Linked DNA regions of Homo sapiens: region 2 is linked to region 1. The links are chromatin loops, found by intact Hi-C in ENCODE. Cell type or tissue: Caco-2. All regions are shown on one strand. Links, peaks and the distances in the headings refer to the core of each region. The heading gives the core; the rest is flanking DNA.

What was found. Hi-C counts contacts between places; a loop is a spot of excess contacts. Peaks named below come from ENCODE experiments on the same cell type or tissue, not always from the same donor. Only the 100,000 strongest peaks of a DNase experiment are listed, where the experiment ranks them.
Region 2: a loop joins it to region 1, with 12 times the contacts of the local background. A loop is called at or near these places in 2 of 110 quality-filtered maps.

Annotation. Positions count from the first base shown.
Region 1 is chrX:2,966,051-2,971,434 of GRCh38, forward strand. It overlaps a transcript of ARSL not described here. Among named protein-coding and RNA genes, the nearest start is that of ARSL, 4.4 kb to the left of the region's middle. In Caco-2, for the core only: no CTCF peak of the experiment used is centred there; a DNase peak (open chromatin) is centred at 2,151; H3K4me3 peaks cover 748 bases.
Region 2 is chrX:2,887,264-2,892,647 of GRCh38, forward strand. No RefSeq gene overlaps it. Among named protein-coding and RNA genes, the nearest start is that of ARSD-AS1, 15 kb to the right of the region's middle. RefSeq lists enhancers at 2,442-3,033, 2,702-2,791, 4,552-5,242. In Caco-2, for the core only: a CTCF peak has its summit at 2,591 (motif pointing right); DNase peaks (open chromatin) are centred at 2,668 and 4,258; H3K4me3 peaks cover 1,455 bases.

The DNA of each region.
Region 1 (5,384 bases), core at 157-5,156:
TAGAGTTCCACCTGCTGTCTCTTCGCAACTTCATATGCAGCCACATGCTGGGTCTGTGAGAAGTCACATAGCCTACCTGATCTCACTTCCTCCTTATGTGGGGGTGGAAACCACCCTACTTCTGGGATGAGGAGCTGACACGCTGGCACACTCCAGCCTGACTCATTTTTACAAGTGGACGGTTTTGGTGGCATGTCTCAAAACGAGTATTAGGAGGGGTGTCAGAAATGTTTTCTTTTCCTGCCACAGGTGTGTGCCCTAATGGTAATTGCTTTCACTTTGTGATTTTTGGCAACAAATCTTAAGTCATTTCCTCGTAGGGGGCCTAAAGGAATATTTTCACCTATATTTTAATTTATATATTCATAATTATTATATATAATATAGTATAACTTTTGTACATCATACATAGTATAAATGTATCACATAAAATATGTAAATAAGGCTGGGTGTGGTGGCTCACGCCTATAATCCCAGCACTTAGGGAGGCCGAGGTGGGAGGATTGCTTGAGCCCAGGAGTTCAAGTTAAGTCTGAGCAACAAAGTGAGAGCCTATCTCTAGAAAAAAAAAACAAAACAATAAAATATATAAATATAATATATAAATATATAATAAAGCATAATTTTTCTTTATTAAAATATGCATGCTTTTCTTTACAAAAATAATATATACTTTAAAATATATATGTACATATATGTATAGATACATAAAACATGTACATATACGTACACATCTACATATAAATACATGTTATAATATGCACGTATAAATATAAACATATAACATATAAACATGTACCTATAGACATCTACATACATGTTTATGTGTTCATATATGTATGCTTATATGTATATAATGTATACATGTACATGCATGTATATATACATACATATATGTATACATAACATATATACCTATAAAACATGTACGTATATACATGTAACGTTAATATATGTACTTTTTAAAGTAAAAATGTTTATGTGTGTATGTATAGTACATATATACATATAAAACAAGTACATATATGCATATAACATATATATGTACATGATTTTTCAAGGAAAAAGCATATTATGGGCTGCTTCTGACTTGCCTGGGGAACATGACTGGTTGTGTTTGTTTTATCGGGCTGGTTATATTGGTGTCTAAATATAGGACCCTCAAACATGTTTGAACAGTCATATGACGTACGGTTAGATATCAAGTCTGTGGCCTACCTCTGAACTGATGTATTTATGTATTTAGTGACACAATAAAAGCAGATTTTTCTTTTCCAAAGAACTCTGCACTTTAACCCTTGGAATGTTAAACATTTTGGTCCAGATTTAATTTTTACTACTGAATAAAACTTTCTACTTTTTTATTCTAAAGACACAAGGTATCTTTAGAAAGAGACAAGAGGCTGGGCGCGGTGGCTCACACTTGTAATCCCAGCTGGCACACTCTGGCCTTTGGGAGGCCGAGATGGGAAGATCACTTGAGGCCAGGAGTTTGAGACCAGCCTGGACAACACGGCAAGATCCTGTCTGAATTTAAAATAAAACAAAATAATAAAATATAGAATACAGTAAAATATAATACAATGCAATAGAAATAAAGATAAAAGAAGCAGACGAGGAAACACCCATGCAAGACTGACAATATAGCCTTTGATTCTCTTCCGGGGAGAAGGAATCCCAGCCCTCCTTTCCCGCCCTGAGCTTCAGCCCCGGGCTGCGAGCCTGTGTTCAACGCTTCGCCTGGGCCCTGTTCCCAAACCCAGTTTCGCTTTTCACCTCCGGTGTCTCTTCGATGTTCAGTGCACGTGCCTTCAGCATCTCTAAGATAAGAATCTAGTGTGGATGCAATGTCTCCCATTTGGTGCATCTTCCCTCGTTGCTTTTTTTTTACGCATTACGTTTGGAAATCTCCCATGTAAAATCTGTACTTGAGATTTTCACTGATGATTATTATTATTTTTTGAAAGCAAATTACTTTTAAAACATTGACAGGGACTTGTTTGAAAAGACGCAGTTTAGCATAAAAGAATATCCCCTGGAGCGTCTCTGCACGTGCAAAAGCCGGCCTGTAAGAAGAAGCCCCAGGAAGGCCAGTTACCTGACATGCAGCTGTGTAAGGGCGACACTGGCTGGATGTAGCGGGGAGGCTGCTCCTTGGAAGAAACGTCTTCTTCCTGCCAAAACAGACACGCACTGGCTGTCTCGGCGGCACTGAACGGCTGGCTCACGCATGTGCGTAGCTGATTCACTCTGAAAAGCAAAAACAGGAATTCCGCAGAAACCAAGTTAGGTTGTCCCAGAAACAGATCAGGCAAGTCCCCAAGGAATGTACTGCTGGGTCTTTCAGGCGTCCACAAAAGACCTTCTGTTCTATTTGCAGAACCTCACTCTCGCGGAAGGAGCCCAGACATCTGGTGCTGAACGCGGGGTTTTTCAATGGCAGGAAGGTGGAATCCCTTCGGGCTTTTGATGTAGGCAGAGTGCATTTCCCAAAGTGGAAAAGTGGTTTTCTTAAAACTCATCTTGAATCATCACTCCGTAGCCCTTCAATTTCACGCCTTTTTCTTTCCTTTTGCTATTTGCCTCAAACATAAAAAGAAGACAGGAAACAATTCAGGTTACAGTTGCAACTATGACTGTGTGTACACAGCCGCAACTATTACCATATGTATATAGCTGCTCACCTATGTGACTCTGTCACTATCACTTCCGTTTAGCTCTGTGCACCAATGTGTTTTCTCATCTATTTGCCAGGGAGCGCATTTCTTTTTTCATATTGAAGCAGAGCATACATTGCAGGCAACGTTAGGTGTAAAACGAATCACTTCAAGGACTTTTTTTTTTTTTCAAATAAGAGCTGTCTGCACACTTCTACGTGTTGAATCACAAAAATATTCATCCTAATGCATTTATAGTCTCTATAGCCTGAACATTGCAGAGTTTTGATTTGAGACTCCCGCTTGCCAAATAAGCCCTCTTATAAATCTGCAGCTGCCTACATTCTTCATGAGTTTAACACATCAGAAAGAACAAAGCATAGGCTCGACGGGCTGAGGAACACCTACCGCTCTAGGCCAAGTCTACTAGGTTATGTTGCTCTTGAGGGAAGGCTGTCAACACTCATGCAGTTATTTTTTGCACAAGTTGAACATCAAGGAGATAAAACCGGGATCCAAATTGGAACTCCCAGGTTGGCTGAACTTCAGCCTGACTTTCTATGTTCTGGGATGAGGCATGGTTACGCCACTACCCTACTATTGACCTCTGAGGAGGATGATTCTTTATTGTAGGGGCCGTCCTGTACATTGTACAATGTTGAAAAGAATCCCTGGGCTCCACTCCCTAGAAGCAGGTAGTGATCACCACCTCCTCCCCAGTTGTGACAACCGGAAATATCTCCAGCCGTGGCACAATGTCTCCCGGGGGGGCAGAATCACTCCGGTTGAAAACACTGGTGTTAAGGACGTACTTTGCAGGTGACTGGAGAACACTTAATTACGATCATGCTGGGTGAGCCATTTCAATTTGTTTCTCATACTCCCACGTCCTTCAGAGCTGGTAGCAGAATCAAGCTCCACACCTGAAACTCTTAGCACGAACGTTATACAACAGTACTTGTCAGCTGCATTTCCAATACTAGCATCCCAAAAGAGATACTCTCTTAGCATCAAGTAAAGTCATTTACTCTTTTTTTGTTTTTTGTTTTTTTTTTGAGACAGGGGTTCGCTCTGTTACCCAGACTGCAGTGCAGTGGCACAATCACTGTCACTGCAGCCTCGACCTCCTGACTCAAATGATCCTCCCACCTCAGCCCCCTGAATAGCTGGGACCACAAGCACACGCCACCACAGGTGGATCGCTTTTTTTTTTTTTGTAAAAATGGGGTCTTGCTATGTTGCCCCCTCTAATCGCTAACTCCTGGCCTCAAGCAATCCTCCTGCTTCAGCCTCCCAGAATGCTGGGATTACAGGTATGAGCCACTGTGCCCATCCTAACAATACATATTCTTTAGCAAAGTTCAGATCCCCACCGTCATCCTAACCTTGTCTTCTGCACGGAGCTTTCGTCTCTGAACAAGGCGGACGTTCGCTTTCCCTTGACTCCAAGTTGAACTACGAACTAAAGTGGTCTCATTGTCATCTTGGGCACCATATGCTAGAAGAAGCAAGACAAATACAAGACAACAACAACAACAAGAACAACAACAATGTAGCCTGTGAGGTTAGAAGCAACATGGAATCAGTCATGTTCGATTTCTCTCATTATTTATAATTCTGTAAAGGTGGTTTCATCCATCTTTCCCAAACAACCACTTCATATTCCACTCTAGCTGGAATTTATTTATCCTGGGCTATGGTTTAAAGTGTCACTGTAAAGGGTGACATAAGGAGCCACTCCTTTTGGGCAGAATTCCTTCTCTACCTCAAATTCCTTCTCTACCTGGCCACCATTTTCCATATTCCTTGCACAGGTAATACTTGAAAATATTCAGACATAACTTAACATTTTCATATGGGTTGCATACAAGAAGACAATCTGGAAATCCATGTTTCTAAACTAGTTGCTTCAGCTTTGACATTATGAAGAAAAAGAAACGCCCATGGGGGTAAAATGGATGGTTTGTCCACATGAGAAAATGTCTTATATACGGTGATGTATTTTTAAGAAAATCTATGAAAAGCTATTTTTATCTCAACTATCATCATCTACTTTGAACAGAACCTGACTTAACAAAAAGTTAGGTGGGTGCAGTGGCTCGTGCCTGTAATCCCAGAACTTTGGGAGGCTGATGTGAGAAGATTGCTTGAGCCTAGGAGTTCGAAACCAGCCTTGGAACATAGTGAGACCTGGTCTCTAATAATTTTTTTTTTTAATAAAAATGTTGCTGTTACTATTGTGTCTCATAAGTATCAAATCTTTTCTAATCTCTTTGGACTCCTAATCCCTCACCCATTCTGAAGATGTGCATGTCAGCATGCATCTAATTTTAAATAGCAAAACATTTCTTATGTTGCACTTATATTGCATGTCATAAATCAAGAGAAGTCGGTGAAGAGCTACAAAAATACCATTGGATAGAAGGGATAAGTTCTAGTATTTGATAGTACAGTAGGGAAATTATAGTGAACAATGATTTGTCCAGCCTATGACCCTGTCTCAAAAGTTAAAATGAAAACAAAACAAAATAATGATTTGTTTTATGTTTCAAAACAGCTAGAAAAGAATTGTAATGCTCCAAACACCAAGAAAGTATGAATGTTTGATGTGATGGATACCCCAAATTCCCTGATTGGATCATGACACATTGTTTGAATGTTTCAAAAGATTACCTATACCCCCCAAATATGTACACAGCCAGGCATGGTGGTGCACACCTGTAGTCC
Region 2 (5,384 bases), core at 101-5,100, 79 kb before region 1:
GTGGGAACAATTAAGCATGAAAGCATGAGCTGCTGCTCTCATTGTCAACATCCGATTGAAATCTTGTTTTTGAGACAGGGTCTTACCGTGTTGCTTAGGCTGGAGTGCAGCGGCACCGTCAGGGCTCACAGCAGTCTTGACCTCCCAGGCTCAAGTCATCCTCTTGCCTCAGTCCCCCTAGTACCTGGGACGACAGACTTGCACCACCATGCGCAGGTAATTTTTTTTTTTTTTTTTCAGTAGAGACAGATTTCGCCATGTTGCCCAGGCTGGTCTCGAACTCCTGGACTCAAGCGATCTGCCCACCTCTACCTCCCAAAGTGCTGGGATTACAGGTGTGAGCCATCGTCCCTGGCCTTATTGAGATCTTTAGAGATACTGCCAATAACTTGGGTTTTAAAAATTATATTGCTTGAGCCCAGGAGGTGGAGGCTGCAGTGAGCCAAGATCACGCCACTGCACTCCAGCTTGGGTGATATAGTGAGACTATGTCTCAAAAAAAGAAGAAGAAGAAAAAATTACCATTAAGATAAAAAATGTTTATGACTGTGTATGACGTTTACAAATTTAGCCAGCCTACGCAACAGAGCAAGACCCTGTCTCAAAAAAAAAAAAACTTAGAAATATTAGTAAACATGGTAGACGCCTGTTCATTAATTCTGCTTGAACAGGTGGTCAAGGAAAAGAAATGACTTGAATACAGCTAAGGGCTTTTATTCAGCAGATCCTCACCAGACGGCCCCTGTGCACAGATAATTGATTCACTGTGGCACAGCAGGATCTGAGTTTTGTAAGATGAGGAGAGAGGGGTACATGTTTTTGAGGACTGGCCCAAATTTCACTTTTCTGGCCAGGCGCAGTGGTTCTCGCTGGTAATCCCAGCACTTTGAAGGGCCGAGGCGGGTGGATCACTTCAGGTCAGGAGTTCGAGACCAACCTGACAACATGGCAAAACCCCATCTCTACTAAAAATATGAAACCTAGCCAGGCGTGGTGGTGTGCTCCTGTAATCCCAGCTATTTAGGAGGCTGAGGCAGGAGAATCGCTTGAACCTTGGAGGCGGAGGTTGCAGTAAGCCGAGATCGTGTCACTGCACTCCAGCCTGCGCAACAGAGCAAGACTCTGTTTCAAAAAAAAAAACAAAAACCAAAAAACAAATTACACTTTTCTTCATCTTCAGCTGTTGCAAAACCTGGCATCGTGTCCATTGGAGACTGTCGTTGCTGTGGTTTCAATACCTCTTTCATGGTATTATGGGTGCAATCCCTTTTCAGCAACTCTCAGAACAGTTTATTTTGCAAGGCTTTGCAATATGTCAAGGTTCAGGGGAAAGTGGGGGTAACAAAAAGGGAGGAGAGGAGAAAACGGAAGAGAAAAATATAGGAAAAGGAGGCAAGAGTTGAAGCAACATAAACTGGGGTCTCTCTATGTTTTATTGTAGTGCAAACACAAAACATTAAATTTATTATCTTAACCATTTTCAAGAGTACAGTTCAGGCCAGCTGCGGTGGCTCATGCCTGTAATCTCAGCACTTTGGGAGGCCACGGTGAGTGGATCTCTTGAGCTCAGGAGATGGAGATGAGCCTGTGCAACATGATGAAACCTCGTCTCTACAAAAAAAATACCAAAATTTAAAAAAGGGGGGGAGTAGAGTTAAGAGTTCAGTAGAGTTAAGTCTAATCACATTGCTGTGCATGGGTCTCCAAAACTTTTTCATCTTGCAAAACTGAAACTCTGTGCCTGATAGCAGTGGGGAGATCCGAGTTACCCTGAGTTACCAGTGGCGAATCTGTAGGGGTCTGCGGCAATTTCAATACTTGCCTCCTTGGAAGAAAGAATTTGACTGAGGGCGTAAGGCAGAAAAAGAGACCAAGGCAAGTTTCAAAGCAGGAGTGGAAGTTTATTTTAAAAAGCCTTAGAACAGGAGGAAAGGAAGGTACTCCTGGAAGAGATGCAAGTGCATGCCTGAAGGTCAAAGAGAGCGAGAGCGAGGGAGTCTAACCTTGATCCTGGGAGTTTACGTGCTGGCCTCTTTCTTACCCATGATTCTTCCCTTGGGGTGGGCTGCCCACATAAGCAGTGCCCTCCTTACCCTTGGAAAGTGAGCATGTGCGGTGTGTTTAGGGATTGTACGAATGCCGGTCTGAGACTTTCTTCCTTTTCTGGTGGAGGCTCCCGGAAGGTCATACTTCATACTTCACCATTTCATCTCTTTTCCCTGGCATTTGCAGTCAATTAACACTTTAATGTTAATAGCTGTGTTACTGGAAAGGAGTCCAGATCCAGACCCCAAGAGAGGGTCCTTGGAGCTCGTGCAGGAAGGAATTCTGAGTGAGTTCATAAAGTGAAAGCAAGTTTTTTAAGAAAGAAAAGGAATACACGAATGGCTCTTCCATAGACAGAGCAGCCCCGAGGTCTCCTGGTTTCCCATTTTTATGGTTATTTCTTGATGATATGCTAAACAAGGGGTGGATTATTCATTCTTTCCCTTTTTAGACCATACAGGGAGACTTCCTGACGTTCCCATGGCATTTGTAAACTGTCACAGCGCTGGTGGGAGTGTAGCAGTGAAGACCACCAGAGGTCACTCTTGTCACCATCTTGGTTTGGGTGGGATCTCGCCGGTTTCTGTACTGCAACCTGTTTTATCACCGAGGGCTTTGTGCCGACCTCCCGTCTCATCCTGTGACTATGAATGCCTCACACACCTCCTGGGAATGCAGCCCAGCAGGTCTCAGCCTCATGTTACCCAGCCCCTATTCAAGATGGAGTGGCTCTGCCTCCAGTGCCTCTGATAGTGTCACAGGCCGTGCTCACTCACATTTGGCTCAGAATAAATCTCTTCAAATATTTTAGAGTTTTACTCTTTATCGGCATCATCTTGTCCAATTCCAATGAGGAGCTCTTGAAAGCTAAAACCAAGAAGTCTTCCCCATGGGAGAAGCACCCCCAAATCTTGTTCTCACCAATCAGGCGCATTCGCGGTTCTTCCTTTCCTCCCCTTCTCCTCCTGCACCACTTGCTGCTTCCCTTCTCCCACGAATGCTCTCCAGGACCTGCTGCACTTCTCACAGTGCCCTAACTCTCGGCTCTGCAGGAAAATGACTTCACAGGAATTTCTCCTTGTAAAGATTTTATAACCCAATGGATGGACCCTGATGGGACAAAACCCAGGGGTGAAAAATTAAAATGGCAATGTTACTGGAGACGGGTCCCTATCTAGATTCCAAGAGAGGGTTCTTGTGTTGTACCCGAGCGAGTTAGAAAAACGCCACACTTTGAGACGATTTAAGAGTCCTTTATTAGCCGGCGACCGAGAGACGGCTAACGCTCAAAATTCTCTCGGCCCCGAGGAAGGGGCTTGATTAACTTTTAGATCTTGGTTTAGGAAGGGGAGGGCGGGGGGTCTAGTGAAAACCATTTTACAGAAGTAAAGTAGGCAAAAAGTTAAAAGGATAAATGGTTGCAGGAAAGTAAACAGTTCCAGGTGCAGGGGCTTTAAGACTATTATAGACGCGAGGCTTTGGGCGTTACTAATCAGACGAATTCCCGGGAACTGCGGATGTAGCTCGCCACAGTATCTTATCAGTTAACTGCATTCTTGGATGTGCTGGGAGTCAGCCTGCACGAGTTCAGTCCTTGAGGAAGGGGCTGCCAGTGAAAGAGCCAAGGTGGAGTCTGGCTGGCTCTCTTAGCTAAGGGAGAGTCCATTCAGGTGGAAAGAAGGCTAGGTGAGTAGAGGAAAAGGGAGAGTCTAAAAACAGGTTAGTAAAAACCAGGTTGGGCATTACACTTGGATCTTGCGGCAAGAAAGAATTCGGGGCGAATCCATAGAGTAAAGTGAAAGCAAGTTTATCAAGAAAGTAGAGGAATAAAAGCATGGCCACTCCATAGACAGAGCAGCAGCATGGGCTGTTGGTTGCCTTTTTTAATGGTTATTTCTTGATTAGATGCTAAACAGGGGTTGGATTATTCTTGAGTTTTCTGGGAAAGGGGTGCGCAATTCCCAGAACTGAGGGTTCCTCCCCTTTTAGACCATATAGGGTAATCTCCTGACATTCCCATGACATTTGTAAACTGTCATGGCGCTGGTGGGAGTGTCTCTTAGTATTCTGTGCTTTATAATTAGCATATAATGAGCTGTGAGGACAGCCAGAGGTCACATTTGTCACCTCTTGGTTTTGGTGGGTTCTGGCCAGGTTCTTTCATGCAAGCTGTTTTATCAGTAAGGTCTTTATGTCCTGTATCTTGAGCTGACCTCCTATCTCATCCTGTGACTTAGAATGCCACACCTCCTGGGAATGCAGCTCAGCAGGTCTCAGCCTCATTTTACCCAGGCCCTATTCAAGATGGAGTGGCTCTCATTCGAAAGCCTCTGACAGCAAGATTGAAATAGCTTCAGGAGGGCTCATCCAGCTCATGGGCTATTCTGAACCTCTCTTTCCTTCCTTCATTACTGTCTTCTACCCCAGTTCGGGTCATGTGACTTGGTGACTTGGCCTCTGTCCAAGAACACTGAGATATCTTATTTGTCATTTTGTACACTGGTCAGTGATCTTGCATTCAAATGGATTTCTTCTCTCAGAGGGGAGTCCATTGGGGAAGTGAAGGGTCAAAGGCCAGCCAGAATTCATAGGATAGAGTCGGCAGAGAGCCTGGAAAGCGGGAATCTTGTTGATGGCTGGCAGAGGCCAGTATAGGCATTCTGCCTTTTAGGAGGTTGCGTAGAGTCTTGTAGAAGACAATGGCAGCTGTTTGGGCATTCTTTGGCAGTGTTGTGGATTTTGCTGTTGCTATGGTCTCAATGCTTGCCTTGAACATTGTGTGCCTTGAACATTCATGTGTTGAAACTTAATCCCCAAGACAATAGTATTAGGAGATGGTGCTTTTAGGAAACAATTAGGGGTCTAGACTCATCAATGGGATAAGTGTCCTTATAAAAGGGACCCCAGGCCAGGCACAGCAGGTGGCTCACACCTGTAATCCCAGCACTTTGGGAGGCCAAGGCAGCTGGATCACCTGAGGTCAGGAGTTCAAGACCAGCCTGGCCAACATATAGTGAAACCACATCTCTACAAAAAATACAAAAACAGGCATGGTAGCACACACCTGTAATCCCAGCTAATTGGGAGGCTGAGGCAGGAGAATCGCTTGAATCCAGGAGGCGGAGGTTGCAGTGAACTGAGATTGTGCCACTGCACTCCAGCTTAGGTGACAGACAGAGCAAGACTCCGCCTCAAAATATAAAATTAAATTAAATTAAAAATAAAATAATGAATAAAATAAAATTAAAAAGGTGAGCCATTGTGATGGATGGAAATCACGTAAACCTGGACCAATTCAGGCAAAGATGTTGATGGGACATCACGGGTAATAGCCATTC